Regions from separate parts of the Mus musculus genome. Here region 1 is linked to region 2. Evidence: chromatin loops called from intact Hi-C (ENCODE). Cell type or tissue: heart. All regions are shown on one strand.

Evidence for each region. Peaks named below come from ENCODE experiments on the same cell type or tissue, not always from the same donor. Only the 100,000 strongest peaks of a DNase experiment are listed, where the experiment ranks them.
Region 1: a loop joins it to region 2, with 2.2 times the contacts of the local background. A loop is called at or near these places in 9 of 42 quality-filtered maps.

Annotation. Positions count from the first base shown.
Region 1 is chr7:111,011,784-111,019,783 of GRCm38, forward strand. No RefSeq gene overlaps it. Among named protein-coding and RNA genes, the nearest start is that of Ctr9, 13 kb to the right of the region's middle. In heart, a CTCF peak has its summit at 3,355 (motif pointing left); a DNase peak (open chromatin) is centred at 3,338; H3K27ac peaks cover 380 bases.
Region 2 is chr7:110,938,670-110,946,669 of GRCm38, forward strand. It overlaps Mrvi1 (MRV integration site 1), which reads right to left. Exons shown (of 21, transcript NM_194464.3): 2 at 7,164-7,312. The coding sequence starts at 7,223. Among named protein-coding and RNA genes, the nearest start is that of Gm16336, 38 kb to the left of the region's middle. In heart, no CTCF peak of the experiment used is centred here; DNase peaks (open chromatin) are centred at 2,712 and 3,422; H3K27ac peaks cover 1,280 bases.

The DNA.
Region 1 (8,000 bases), 73 kb after region 2:
GGGCTTGGTCTGGCTCATGGTTTGAGAGGTTCATCATGCTGGGGAAGGCACCAGCCAGAGGATGACCCTCCTCAGTTAAACCTCTCTGGAAACACCAGACACCCCAGAGGTGTATCTCCTAGATGGCTCTAAGTCCAGTCAAGTTGACAGAAAAGATTAACATCAGGATCACTGAACTCAGAAGCCTTCAACCTTGTCTCAATGCCTCCATGGGGCCACCAGCCCTCTGCCCATGCATTGAGAAACTCTTCCTTCTTTCCCACTCACTACCAGATACAGCATGTGGCTCAGCCTGCTCCACTGCCCACCAACCTGCCCCCACCCACTGCTCCCAAGGGGAAAAAAGAAAAAGGAAGAATTGCCATGCACTGCCTCCCTGCCCCCTCCCACACTGAACATGGCATTTTTTTATGAGGAAGGACTCCAGGGTACCTGCAAACCTGCTAAGCACTGTGTGCCTTAATGCAGCGTGGGGACAGCTGCTCTTGGGGAGCCCTGAGTTAAGTTCTTTACTTGTGGATTTTGGTTGGGCTTACACCAAGACCAAAGGAGCAAGCTCTCATGTTCAGACCTGAAATTCAAAACTTGACAGTTTGCTGTTCTCTGACACCCTAGAGCAAATACCTTAGAACTTGAAGCCATAGTTGGGTCTAAGTCTACATGGCCAGTTCCTATGCTGCAGGCCCACACCCCAAAGGAGCTGTTGTCTTTTCTCTTCTCTTTTGCGTGTGCGTGTGTGTGTGTGTGTTTTCATGTGATGGGTGTTCGTGTGGGTGGGTGTTCCTGTGTTGTGTTCATGTATGTGGTGTGTGTTCGTGTAGGTGGGTGTTCATATGTGTGCTCATGTATGTGTTCCTGTGTTAGGTTCATGTATGTGTGTGCTTGTGTATGTGCGTTCATGTAGGAGGGTGTTCATGTGAGTGGGTAAGTGTTCATGTAAGTGTGGATTCATGTGAGTGTACGTGTGTGTGCACATGAATATGGAGGTCAAAGTACAGTCTCAGGTGTCATCTTGTAGGCAGAACCATCAGTTTTTTGTTTTTAAGGTTTGTTCATTTGTATTTTATGTGTATGAGTGTTTTGCCTGTATGTCTATGAATACACCTGGTGTTTGCAGTACCTAAGATGGCAAGAGGGGGGTGCTGAATCTCCTGGGGCTGAAGTTCCAGGTAGCTGAGAGCTGTAGCATGGGTGCTGGGAATCAAACCAGATCCTCTGAGGCACTGAGCCATTTCTCTAGCCTCCATCATGATTTTTAAGAATAGGTCTTTCACTGAGACCTGGGGCTGGCCTGGTGGCCTAGGCCTGTCCCAGTGTCCCCAGAGTTGGATTACACAAGTGCACTACCACATTCAGCTCTTTTGTATTTAACTATGGTCCTGGGGATCAGCCTCAGGTCCTCGTGTTTTGAGCACTTTATCGGGCGAGCCCCAGCCCCAGCCCCAGCCCCAGCCCCAGCCCCAGCCCAGAACTGGCTTTCTAAGGTCCACCTTGCCTGTCCTACTCACCACAATGAGAACCTACTATAAGGCCCTCTTCCCTGCTTCCTCCACCACTCTGGTGAAAGTCAGATAAAGTCAGATACAAGAACTTTTGAGGTCTTAGTTCTTCATTACCCTTTTCTCCTCCAAAGAGCCTACCCAAAGCAGATCACATGAACAGTCTGAGTTCAATCAAGGCCGTTCCCTCCTGGAGAGGCACCCACAAGCTTTTGAGCCAAAGAACCCTAGACGGGAGGCTGAGCTCCACTCTGTGTTGAGCAGAAGGCATCCTCTCTGAGACATCTTCATAATCCATCTTCCAAGCAGGGTAAGTAATGCTCACCCTCAGAGTGGCTAGAGAGATTGGAGGGAGGAGCAGGGTGACAGCAAAGATTTTCCGCCCTCCAAATCCAAAGGCACTGGCCTGACTCTCATCTCGGCCTCTACAAAATATTAAGATCCACTTAGAGAGCCAGTCTTCCCCAGGGTTTGAATTGTGTCACTCTCTTTAGAAGAGAGAGAGAGAGAGGCTGCCATCCATCCTGGTTTAAGCACAACTGTCTTCTCCTACATGAAGTTCCATGAACTGCACACAGTGCCTTGTGGTCACACTAAGGATCAAGAGACCAAAAGGAAAGGAGGGAAAGCAGAGGCTGGGCCTGTTCCCGGCCTTCATCAAGAGCTCCGACGGGAGCTGCTTCTCACTGAGAATCCTGGATATAAGAAACAGAAAAGCCCAATATGAACGAATTAAAGACACACGGCAATGTGGTATCAGAACCTAAAGTCGAGAGGTGGCATAGGCTGTCCCAAGGCTCCAAATACTGGGGTGGTGGAAAACCACTGCCAGCTCTGTCTGCAAGCCTCTTGTCTGCACATCTCCATCAGCGTTTTCTGACTTGGCCTTTTCTTGGGGGTAACAGAGCAGCAGCCGACAGCTTCCACAGCTACTTCCTCCCTCATTCACTCTTAGAACAGCTGCAGCCACCAAGGCGATGTAGAGGGGCTGAGGTTGTGTTGGTACCATTAGCTGAGAGTTGGTTTGATCCTAGACTTAAATCACACTGTTGCTCTCTCTGCACACGGACATGGAGGTGAGAAAGAGGAACTTGGAATGTATCCATAAAACCCACTGCAGAGCCCCACCCCCTGGTGTGTTAGACTGTGAGTTAGTATGTATGCATGATAGGTCGTGGGTAGCAGGTGTATGCCTTTGAGCACATGAGTGAATGTTACATGGATGATATGTGCACATAAGTACATGCACGTGGCTTGTGGATTTATGTTGTGGTTCACATTTATGCAAAGTGTGTGAATTGAGAAACCAAAATCAGTTTCCATGCAAGACCTTGCACTCTGGTCACTGCTGCTGTGGCCTCGATGGCCCCCAATGACCTGCTGCAAAATCCCCTTCCCCAGCAGCACCTGTGACAGGTTGGACATATAAAACAAACACTAAAACCTGCTGAAAGAGAGAGAGAGAGAGAGAGAGAGAGAGAGAGAGAGAGAGAGAGAGAGAAGGAAAACTAGTTTAGAGAACGAAAGAAAGTTATTTCCAACCATGTATGTCCTGGGACCAGCACTTTAACCCTTCCTAGCTCCCTGCCTGGCTGAAGCAAAAAGGGCCCCAAATCCCACTTGTAGTCACTACATCCAAGTGTGAGGCAGCCCCGTTGTCACATCCACCTCCACCCGTCTTCCCACCTTATTTTTCTTTTTCCCAGGGACCCACAGGAAGACACTGGCACTCAGTGCTGTATCAGCAGATCTCAACACTCTGTCTTGACTCTTGTAAGCACCAAGTTCAGCTGAGATCTAGAGAAGCCCATGCAATGGCCGGAAGTCCCTGCTTTGCATGGCCCTCTGCTGCCCCCTGCTGGACTATACAGCCTCTGGCTCCCCAGCAACTACCCATTCATCGACCCTAAAACAAGGCTCACCAACACTTCACCCACCCAACACTACTCACTATGCTGGATCCTGTGAAAAGTCACCTTTCTTTTTTTTTTTTTTTTATTACGTATTTTCCTCAATTACATTTCCAATGCTATCCCAAAAGTCCCCCACACCCTCCCCCACCCCCACTCCCCTACCCACCCATTCCCAATTTTTTGGCCCTGGCGTTCCCCTGTACTGGGGCATATAAAGTTTGCCTGTCCAATGGGCCTCTCTTTCCAGTGATGGCCGACTAGGCCATCTTTTGATACATATGCAGCTAGAGTCAAGAGCTCTGGGGTACTAGTGAAAAGTCACCTTCTTGTTCCAAGGATCCTGTCCTTGATTTGTTTCTAAAAAAACCAAAAAGGTAAAGATGGGGTAAGGCTACTTTACAGAGTCACAGTCGAGTTAAAGAGTGTAGCCATTCCTGAATCAAACTTACTGTATGCCTGCTGTTTGCTAGATACTATGTCAGAACCAAGGAAAGGAAAGAAACAAAAAAAGGAACAATCCTTGGTGCTTCTTGCCCTGAATCAACACAGCAGTGAGTCAGGCTGACAATTAAAAAAACAAACAGACCTGCAGTGGGGTGGGAGGGTAAGGGGGCACTGGACAGGGAGAGGCAAGGAGCCAGGAGAGATGAAGCCAGAAGCGCATTGGGGCCAGGCTGTCCTGTAAAAGCACAGGAGGCCACAGAAGGCTGCAAAGGAAGACTGGGAGATGGTGCCTGTCCCTCTTTCTGCCCGCCCCTGGTGGACCCCTCCAGGCTCTGGGAACCGGCATCCCTCAGGGTCTGTCTCCTGCTCTTTTCTGTCTACATTTCTTGCCCCATTGTCGTGATTCTAAACAAGATCTGTATGGTGGCTGGTGTCTCCGTGTAGACCTCTCTGCAGACTGCAGATGAAATAAACACTTTTCTGCCTACATGTGGGTTTCCTAGGCACCCGCCCTCTTTATTTTAACTTTTTGGTTAGTACACAGAGAGGAATCACACTGTGATGTGTTCATACACATTCCTTGTTTCTCTGCCCCACATACACTGCCCCCCCATGCACAAAGCCCCATTCGCTGGTCCCTTTCCTTCCCACATGGTCCCCATTCTGTGACACTATATTCCATGGTCATCTTCCCACCTTCCATCCTCTTCTCTCATGGTCTCATTTCTTCTTTCATGTCATACACACACACACCATATATACACACAAATTTTTTTCTCTAGATTTTGTTTGTATCAAGTGAAAATACATAGTACTTGTCTTTCTCTGGCTAATTTTGCTTAACACAATGGTCTCTAGTTCCATCTACTTTTCTGAAAATGTCATAATTTCATTCTTTACAACTAAACCTAATCCCACTGTGTATCCGTACATTTCCGTCTCCGTGAACCTGTTGATGGGCGTCAAGGGTGGCTTCACTACCTGGCTGTTGGGACTACAGCAGAGGAAGCCTGGATGTACAAGTGTCTCTGAGGTACAGTGAGCTTTTTAATAAAAACCCAGCCCAGCAAGGTCCCAGCGCCTTTCTCCTGTAACTCACCCCATCTCAGCAAATCCAATACTCTCTGAGATCTTAGAATGTCAATAAGCCCAAATGCGGTGTTAAGTCCTTCAGTGTTCCTTGAGCCACCGGCATTTTAAACACATGTGTTTAGGTGGCTAGGTGAACGGTTCAGAAAGGCTGTGCATGGCAAGGCGCTTCAGGAATTAGCCTCCGTTCCTTCCTGCTCTCACTCTGCACCCAGTCTTGACTTCCCTTCCTTTCTTTCTCCACTGCTCACACAAATGATCAACACCTTCCCGGGCCTGGTCCACACCAGGTGTGGCTCTCTCGGTCCTCCCACCACCCTCCACATGACAGTCAGAATGTCATTGCTATTCTTTGGGAATCTGCAGCTTGTCACACACACCACACCCCCACGCTTCAAATCTAGAGGTTTTACCAAATCTGGCCCACATTGCTAGAGAGATGGCTCAGCTACTAAGAGCACTTGTGGCTCTTACTGTGGATCTGAGTTTGGATGACAGCATCCACACAACAACTCACAATCATCTGTAACTCCAGTCTCAAGGAATGCAACTTTCTTCTAACCTTCCTGGACATAAGGCACATGCATGATACACAAACATACATGCAGGCAAAATACTCATGCACATAAAACAAAATAAATAGTCTAAAAATGCATTTTAATCTAGCCTTCTTTCCAAAACATCTCATCCTTTTTTCCCTGTTTCCCATGCTCATGACACGGGTCCTTCATAGTCCCTTCAAACAGGAACTGGAATTGTCTCCTGCCTTCTCTTCAGGCATGCCACTTCTTTACCCAGGACACTCCTGTCTGCTCTTTATGAAGCTGACTGTGTCTTATTCACCTAGCTAACAAGACCTCCCCTGTCTCCTCTATACCAACTGTCTTCCCATACCAAGATGGACTTTGAAGTTCCAACCAATAAACAGGTTACAGGAAGAAAGTACTAAAGCCAAAGAAAAATCAGCACTCAACCCAAATAGCAGGTGTACTGTACAGGGAAAGTGTCAAAACAGGGCTAAGGAGGGGTGGGGTGCCATCGCCAAAGCCCAGCCCAGCCCTGAGTAGCCTCCACTGTTCAGAACCTAGAGACGAGGCAGCTGCCTGCCACCTTTGAGGTTACATGAGTTCTTGTCTCACTCATTACCTCCCACAGTCACTCCAGATGAAAGAATGTTCAGATGGAGACACTAACTCATAAAGTCACTTAAAATGCAAATTATTTTATTACCAATCCAAGAAAAATAAAGGCTCTTCTGAGATGACTATAAAACCCAGGGGCCTTAAAGAGAGACACCAATAAATTTGCACAAATAGCAATATTATTTGGGTCTAAAAAGAGAAGTTCACTCAAAAGACTAACTTCCAAACCAGAGAAAAATATATCTTAGAACAAACTTGTCAAAAGAGTTCTTTCCTTAAATAAACAGAACTGATATAAATGAGTTTTTTTTTAAAGAAGCCAATAGAAAGCCATGCCAAGTATAGAAATATTTATAGAGAAATAAATGGAGAAGACCCTGAACATATGGGAAGATGTTCTCCTACGGTATAATTAAAGAAATTAACATGGTGTGTTTCCAGTTAGCAAACTGGGAAAACAAAAGACCAAAAGCCTCTGTGGTGCCAACAGGAAGTGCCTGATCTTCCTGAAGGGCACAGGCAGAGTAAGGGCATGCGTACTTTTTCTCCTTCCTGGGGATCGAACCCAGGGACCTGTGCATACCACGTGGCATGCTCTGCCACTGAGCTACATCCACAAGCTGGATGCATCAAATTGCAGTTTCATTTTAGAATCTATATCAAAATTTAAAAGGTTTATGTCCATTCGTCTAGAAAACAATCTCAGTATGTTTTATTATACTTGCATATACATACATGTATAATATATATAATGTATAAAGGATAATATGTAGATATTATCCTTATGTATATAGAGGGTTCTTCTTGACAGAATTTTTATGAAAGCAAAATCCAAAGTATATATCAAAGTACACAAATTAGGGCCTGGAAGAATGGCTCAGCTGGTAAGTGCACTTGCCTGACAACTATGAGGACCATAGTTCAGATCCCAGCACTCACAGAACAACCCAGTGTGGCCCTGCCAATGCCTGTGACCCCAGCACTGAGAAAGGCAGAGGCAAGAGAATCGTGGAGGTGCTCTGGTTGCCAGCCTAGCCGAAAGAGAAAAACTGGCCACTGAGTTGATAACTGGTCGTCATACCTTCATGGCAATGCCTCCATGACACTTCCTGGACTGACCATTCAGAGAGCTATGCAATGCCTGGATACAGAACTGACCATTCAGAGAGCTATGCAATGCCTGGATACAGAAGCAGAGGATCCCTTTTCGATCAGACCTGTCCTGTGGTTCCTCTCTGGCCATCCACCCTTTTTGATTGCTTTTCAGCTGTGATCAGCCTGTCATCCGGTGCTGCTCTGAGTCTTTGAGTTTCTCGCTCAAGTTAATAAACCTGGAGGACTGCATCACTGGAACCCCAGTTCATACCTAAAGTTGGAAGTGCTGGTTTACAACTTAGAGCATGAGATCTGCCTCAGAGAGAGGTGACAGCCTCTAGGTAATGAGTCTTAATCTGTGGGCTGTGGCTCTATCTCCAGCAGACAGTGCTCAAATGGAGCCAAATTACAGGACCTCCAGTTTGGGACTTCTGGAGAATTCACTAGCACATGAAAACACCTCACATCCATGTTAATGACTGGAAGTGTCTGTGTTGAGTGGTAAATAGGAAAAAACAAAGACACAATACATGGCAGCAACTCCAGCACCTTTTGGTGGAGGGGGATCAGGAATTTAAGGTCATCTTCAGCTATGCAGCTGTGGTTGATCATATCTGTAACCTGGCTCTTAGGAGGCTGAGAGGGGAGGAGCTGAACTCTGAGGCCAGCCTGAGCTACACAGCAAAGCTGAGACCAGTCTAACCTGTGAAAAATCCTCCCTCAAGAAACAAACACAGTCGGGCAGTGGTGGCGCATGCCTTTAATTCCAGCACTTGGGAGGCAGAGGCAGGCGGATTTCTGAGTTCGAAGCCAGCCTG
Region 2 (8,000 bases):
CATCTCTGCTCCAGAGGGTCCTTACAAGATTACAAGGATTATATATATGCATCACTAATTTAATCTCTACTTCATTCTGACAGAGGATTGGTTATTTAAGTCTTGTAAGACTTAGTATTAATTGTCAATCTGACATAATTGAGGATCATCTGGAATCACCTGAATGTGAGGCCCAGGTACTCTGCTATGCTGCTTACCTATAAGCCTGGACCAGAAACATTCTTGGTCTTCTATGGAACTTTCTGGCTGCTTAGGGGGTGTTACTTTGTCATCTCATCTTACAAGAGGCCAGACCAGTGTGATGGGCTAAGAGCTCCAACTGCCTGAGGGTAAGGACTACATTGACCCCAACAGAGAGAAAGAACTTCTGATGATACTATGGTGATGCTTACTGGGGCCTCCCATTCTGATCCCAAGAAGAGGAGCCTGGGGGCTTTAAGACCAGAGGAAACAAATCTCCACGAAGGGATTGCCTCCTTAGAGCCTATATCAGGTACATTTGTCACTACTGTTCCAAAATTCCCAAACAGAGGTAGTTTAAAGAAGGAAGGGGTGACCTTGATTCATGGCTTGGGGGTGCAGTCTGTCACGGCTGAGAAGCATGGTGGCAGGAGTGTGTGCTGCCTGGTCATACTGCACGGATTGTCAGGGAGCAGAGAGCGGTGGGTGCTGGTGCTCCGCTCACCTTCTCCTCTGATTCATTCTGGGAGCCCAGCCTATGGGATGGTGCAGCCTACATTCAAGTGCATGTCCCACATCAGTTAAACTCTCTGGAAACACCTCACAGATACACCCAGAAGCATGTTTCCTAGGGGACTCTAAATCCCAACAAGATAATGGTTAAGGTTGACCATCACAGGGCCACACCCAGAGACCTGCTTCTCCAGAGCCTATCTCACCTCATCTCAATTATTTATAAACTGGGGACAGGAAAGGCAGGTAATACCCCTGATTAGCCGATCTTCAACCACAAGAGCTTCTGTGTGACTGGACAGTAATGGCTGTTGGGAACATCAAAACCTGAAGTACACAACAGATGCCTTGGGAGCACTGGAGTGCCTCAGAGCTGTGGCCTAGGCTGAGTTTAGTTTGGCAGAGTGTGTTTTGGGGAGCCAGAGAGCCACATTGTGCTATTTTATCATCTGACTGAAGGAGAATGAAGTCAGCAAATATCTTCTTTTTTTTAAAGATTGATTTATTTTTATTTATATGAGTATACTGCAGCTGTCTTCAAACACACACTAGAAGTGTGCATCAGATCCCATTACAGATGGTTGTGAGCCACCATGTGGTTGCTGAGATTTGAACTCGGGACCTCTGGAAGAGCAGTTAGTGCTCTTAACCACTGATCTGTCTCTCCAGCCCAGCAGATACCTTGAAAAGGTTTTTGACCTGAGCTTGTGTCAGTTGTAGAGGGAGTTTGGTAAGCCCTTCTGCCACAAGCTACAGTACACTAAAAGTTAAATCTGTTACTTTGGATGCAAGACATAAAGTAATCAACCCAGAATGCCCAGAAAACCCTCTTCTGCCTTCGGGCTTACATATTGCCAGATGGTGCTATGCAGGATACTGGGGGAGAAAAAACACCAACCATCTTACCCAGTAATGTACCCTGCACACTACAATACTGGCCTGCCTGGCAAGATGTGTCCACTGATGGAATAGTGGTATAATGATTATGAGGGCAACAATCCTTTCTGATCGATGTGAGCCCTGACCTCCAGGATGAATTTCATGCCTGGTGCTATAAACCTGATCAAAAGTCCATGACTTAGGGAGATGGATCGTAGATCACAGAATAGAACTTACTGTTGTCTTACTAAATGGTCATACTCTCTAACTGCCTTCTAAATATGTATGCTTATGCCCATAGATTTGTGCTGCTCTCAATTTTACAGAGAAGGTTCTTTTCGCAGCGGGTGGTGGTTAACGCAGAGACTCATAATTGGTCAAGGTGCCGAGTATAAGTAACTGTGAGTGCTCAGCTGTCAAGGGGTCATCTTGTCAACCTCCCACCATCCAAGGCTCAGGGAACATCTCAGAAGGGGGGTGGAGTGTAAGAATCAGTAGGTGGAAAGGGAAACTATAAAATGCTAACCTTTAGCATGACACGGTTGTTGAATACACCAACGCACAGCAGCTGTGCTTACCTGCACAAGACCTTCATAAGATCAAGCCAGTCAAAATTCCCTCACCTTTAGCAGAGGAACTACTGTGAGTCAATAGCTATGGAGGAGTCATTCTCTATCTGGAAAGCAGCTGCTAGCAAGTTAGCCACGCCTTCTTGTGCATATGGAAGAAGCATCACTAAGCAGACTCGGGTAATTATTAATAACAAAAGGAGACAAGAAATGGGAGAGAGATAGATGGGCACTATGGAGAATTAAAGGAGGGAGTGGTGGGTGGGTAGGATCAAAATACATTATATAAATGTGGGACGTTTTCCAAAGAGTAATTTTTTAATCTAAAGCTAAATGTATGAATACAGCTCAGTAGTTTCCGGTGCCCGGATGCCTGTTATCATCAAGTGGCTTTGTGTGCAGGGAGGTGGAAGACAGAGGTGGAGTGGTGAATGCTGGAGCTGACAACAGGAAGCCAGATGCTCTGTCCATGAACTCGAGCAACCTGTTCCTAGAGACTTGTAGAAACCCTCAAAGGAGAAAAGAACTTGGACAAGTGGAACCCAGGCTCTTACTGACAGGAGCTCCTATACCCCAAGTGTGCCAAGCACCTCTGAGGATGCATGCTGTCCCAATGAGTCAGCTTCCTAAGTGGTTCCTGGTCACAGCTCAGGAAAGTACCGATGACTTGGTCACACTGCATCTGGGGTCTGTGGCTGCACAGTGAAGAAGAACAGGTCTGCATGCATTCTCCATGCATTCTGCTCCAGGTCCCTGCCCGACTTCCCTCAGTAATGTACTGATACTTGGAAGTGAAACATAAAATGAACCCTTTCCTCCCCAGGCTACATTTTGTTGTGATGTTTATCACAGCAACAAAAAGCAAACTAAGACATAGGGTTTTTCTAGCTGACAGCCTGTCATTCTGTGGTCCCCAAAGGTCCAAGGTATGTGTCCCAACAGCTTCAATTCAGTCAGCACTCTGTGTCCTGGCCTGGGCCCTAGAGAATGCATACTGCTGAGTCACTGCCAGAAGGCTTCACTTCACTGTAGGGATAGATTACGAATTCCAATTAGCAGTTGCAGTGAAGAGAACAATATAGCTCTCCTACTTCAAGGGTTTTGTTGTGAAGACTCAGCTAGCACTCAGGCTAGTGGTGGGAAACAGAGGCTTGGGACTGGAGTATTCAAAACTAGGGCTGGACCCCAGGGAGCTATAAACTTGGAAGGATGCTCTGTTCCTTGCCTGTTTTACAGAGTGGGAATTTACACAGAACGGGAACTTCCGGCTGAACCCTGGCCAGCCTTGCTTTCCTGGCTGCCTGACTTCTGTACTCTTGGGGAGTCAGGTTTCTTTCTGCCCCTGGAGGCTCCAGCTAGCTTGGGAGAGCTGAACCTCCCCTGTGGCCATGCTACCTCAGGAGCCCAGTGTGAGCAGAGGCTCTTTATGAACCATGCCTATCTGGCTTCCGGAGAACTAAGAGAGGCCCAGAGCCTGGTAGCAAGACCAGAAAGTAAAAGAATGAAAGTCTCACGTGGACCTTGAACCTCTGTGCAAGGGTATAAATTGCCTCAGGGCTGAGCTGAGCAGGCTGAACAGAAGTGGCAACAGCTAACCCTTGTTCAAAGTAGCACACAGGTAACCACGGGGACTCTAACAATCAGAAATCTAACAGCCTTGGTTCTAGGTCTCTGGATGAGGATGCAGAGGAGCTGGAATTCAAGGCCAATGTGGTCAGACCACAGAGATCGCAGTCTTAAACCCTGTTCTCTGTCTTCTCTGAGGGACCTGGGCCTCCTGGATCCCATTTGGCTTGAGTCCCTCAAGCATCCTCCTCCAGATTCCGGTGCTGTCTCAGCCATTGCAACTTGCAAAAAAACAAAAAAAAAACAAAAACAAAAAAAACAAAACAAAACAAAAAAAAAAGTCAGGATAGCTTCAGATTCCTACAAGCCCAGAGACAGAATCACAGCACCTGAAAAGCCTTCAGAGACCATTAGAACCCATCTCATTATTCTTTAAATATTAGTTTTGGCTCCAGGTCACAGGTAGGCGTAGCTTGTGGGGAACTGGCTTTCAGGGTTCCTACTGGCCAATCAAGGGACTTAACCATTGACTCTACAGCTAGCACATGGGTTCCTCCCAATGCTGTACCTCTAAGAAGCTTCACCCAGGCCCTGGTCTTCATTGAGCTGGACCAACAAGCAGGTAACAGCCATGGGGGTAACAAGGGGGGGTGGCTTAATAAGGTTTGAAAGTACTTTAAAATATATTTACTTTTTTTTTAAGTGTGTGTGTGTGTGTGTGTGTGTGTGTGTGTGTGTGTGCATGAATGTGTAGGCCAAAAGAGGGCATCAGATATCTTGAAGCAGGAGTTGCAGGCAGTTCTGGATGGATGCTAGGAACTGAACTCAGGTCCTCTATAAGAGCAGCACCCTCTCTTAAATGCTGAGAGCTACAGATGTAGGAAGAATAGGACTCCTATTCTTCATCTAGGGATGAGGCTGTTTCTTTGCTAATCTTTTATTATACTCAGTTTAGGAGTGCTTTTGTTTGTAGGAGGTCAGGGGTCTCTGTGCTAGAGAGGACAGGTACTAGGGAAACCTGGAATGTCAAACACACAGGGTTGTTCCTTTGAAAGAATGGATGTATGACCTGTTATCTGAACACAAGGCTGGGAGCAGCCTTTGAGTTATATGTATGCCCTAGACAACACTAGAATCTCCCTTAGACCCTTATTGAAAGCTTGTTTTTCTCCATCTATAAACCCATTTAATGGATGGTGCCACATGTACTTTACAAAGAGTTTCTGTATAGTCACATCTGAACTTTATTTAGCTTCATTTGTGCTTTATTGTACACACAGGGTTGAGTTATCATCACTAGGGAAGTTTTCACCAAATTGTGCTGTGCTTAAATATGCCTAGAATAAACTACTACAAGTCAGACTCTGAAGTTTGAACCAACATAGCTACTTAGTCATGTTCAACTAAACTACCTTCTTGTTGCCCTCAGATGGTTATTCTGGTGGCCTTGGTGGTCATCAAAACCCACATTTAACTGGGAAAATTGCCTAGGATTTTGGATCCAGGGTTTGCATGAGAATGTGAGTTTGGCGTGGTACCATTGTTAGTGAGGGGGCCATAAGGGTCAGAGATGGCCACTATCAAAAGAACACAGAAGTGGCAGGGTTAAAGAAAGCCGGATTGGAGCAGCCACATTTGAATCTGCTCACAGTGTCTGCCTTCTGCTGTGACCCCCTTTCCCTTCCCCCAAACCCCCAGCCCTCAGCTGCCTTGAGGGTTGCTAAGGAACAGCATCCACTATGGCTCAAGATGCCCCAGGATGGTTGTGGAGCTTTCCCTAGAACCTGGAGCTATGGTCTGCAGATAGAGAGATGGGAGTTTAACTCTTTGTTTTTTAGATGATCAAGGAAAAGACACTCCCTCACCCCTAAGCTGCCAAGTTCACATCTTGAGCTCATGAACCTTGGAATACAAGTGACTATTCATTTCTAAATAATTGCTTTGTCCCCACCATTTTAATATGTAAGAAAGTAAACGCCGTCACAACAGAAAAACATTCAGGAATGGTCAGGAATCTGCCCATCTAGAAAAATGGCACTCACTCACACGCTCTTCTCTTGCTTAGCAAGCCTGTTTCATCTGGCTCTGGTCAGCGTGGGACCATGGTCAGAGGCAATAGGATAGCACAAGCTCAGCGCAAACCAACTCTAAAGTTCAAGTCAAAGTAAATAATGTTGGTGACCTTCATAAGCACAGCCTTTAATCTGAGAAGATCAGATGGAGCTGGGCCAGTGACCAGATAAAGAAAATATGATAGTGATGGAAAGATAGGTTCTTCAGAAGGGAATGACTTCAGCATCTTGAGGAGATGGGTATAGACTTACACTTTAAACATTCTCTTGATGATGTTGCTATAAAACAAGATGTAAAGAATGTGGGATCATGCAATTGCATTGTTTGGTTAACAGAAAAAAAATGAGCAGAGGCTGGGGAAATGGTCCAATCAGAAAGTCTCTATTGTGTAAGCGTGAGAACTTGAGGTTTTATCCTTTAGCACCCACACAAAAAAGGACAGGGGTAGCATGAGAAACAGTCAGGAAGACCTTAGGGAATTCTGGCCAGCCAGTCTTACTAAATTGATGAGCTACAGGTTCAGAGAGAGACCCTGCCTCACAAAAATAAAGTGGAGACCAGTAGAAAGCATTCAACATCAACCTCTGGCATGAGTACACATGTGTACACTACATATACAAAACTAAAACAAAACAAGTGATATACCAACAGCAAAATGCTTGACTCTTCGTTCAATCTGAAAATAAACATAATCTATACTTTATGATATATAGAGAGAGCTAAAAATTACTAAATATCATTTGCAAAATAAAGCCTCAACGATACCTTCTCTGCTGTTATTTGTCTGGGTTTTTTTGTTTGTTTGCTTGCTTGCTTGCTTGCTTGCTTTTGTTTTGTTTTGTTTTGTTTTGTTTTGTTTTGTTTTTGAGATAGGCTGTAGCCTAGGCTGGTCTGGAATTCATCATGATCTGCCACCTCAGTTTCCTGAAGGCTGGGACTGCAGGCCACCATGCCTGCCTCATTAAGGGTACTCTTAATGAACATTTTAAAACTCATTTTTATTTCCTATCCTTAACTATGAACTTTTGGTATTCATTTTAAGCAGATTGTTTCAAAGCAGCCCTTGGCTGTCTCCTACCCTGTATTTTCTACATCTTTCTCAAGTGTACAAGAAAGCATTTTGGGCCAAGGTGATCTGACTTCCCATAAAGCCTTAGTCATTTACTCTCTAGATGGTTTCACACTCGGGATTCCTGGGACCCTGGCCACTTAGATGAACTCAGGGTAGCAAATTCTTCAGAGGGAAAGCCACACACCTTCCCCAGGCACCCACTGCAGCCTACACTAGTCACCCACTGTGGCCAGTCTGTAAGCTGTGGCCTCAGACAGAATGCTTAGTTTGGCCCCCACCCAGGCTAGCCATGGGCAGGAAGGGGCACTTACTTGGGTCTGGGCTGCCTGTGGCTCTCCGGGGGGCTCCTCATCCTCAGGAATGTGGGGCATGGCAGCCGCCTGGTTGGAGTGGCTGTGCGTGCCTGGAACCTCTGCTGTGCCAACCCCAAAGATGCTCCAAGAGGCTTGGGCTCCGCAGGCTGGGGAGATGCCAAAAGGACAAGTCAAACTCCTTCCCATCCCTGTCCCAAACTGGGTTCCATTTCCAGGATCCAAGAGCCACAGATGAGCTCTTTGGTTTTGCATCAACACCAGAGATCAGGCGAGGAGAGGCGAGGCGAGGCTGGGAGCAGGCATTGGGAACTGCACTGCCTCCTGCTTTCTGGCTTTGTTTACATGGGCAGAGGTGACCTTTTGCATCTAATTTGGTCCTTACAGTAAACACAGCTATTCCAGAAGAGAAACATTTCAGCTCCTCAAAACTATAGCTAAGGGAGGACAGCTCGCTGAGATCAGATACCATCTACTGAGCTCCTACTGGCAGCATGACTACCATTACCAAGTTGACTCCTTGTGATGGCCTTTGATATGGGTAGGCATCAATAGTCCCATTCTATAGGTGAAGGAAGAGCCTCTCAGGTTGGAAGCCACTTGTCCTGAGTCACATAGAAAACTAATTGTTTCTACCTAGGTCTTCCTGATTGGAGGCCTATACCACACAGCCTTTCCTGTGGCCTGTCTCCTCCCCACGTGTAGAACCAAGGACAGTGCCAATAACTGAGTAACCACTGTGTCACAGGTCCTAGGTGAGTGTCACTACATGCTGGAGCCTATAGGAAAATCCAGAAAGCTCTGCTGTTTCCCATGACATGCTTTCTGTTCCACAGA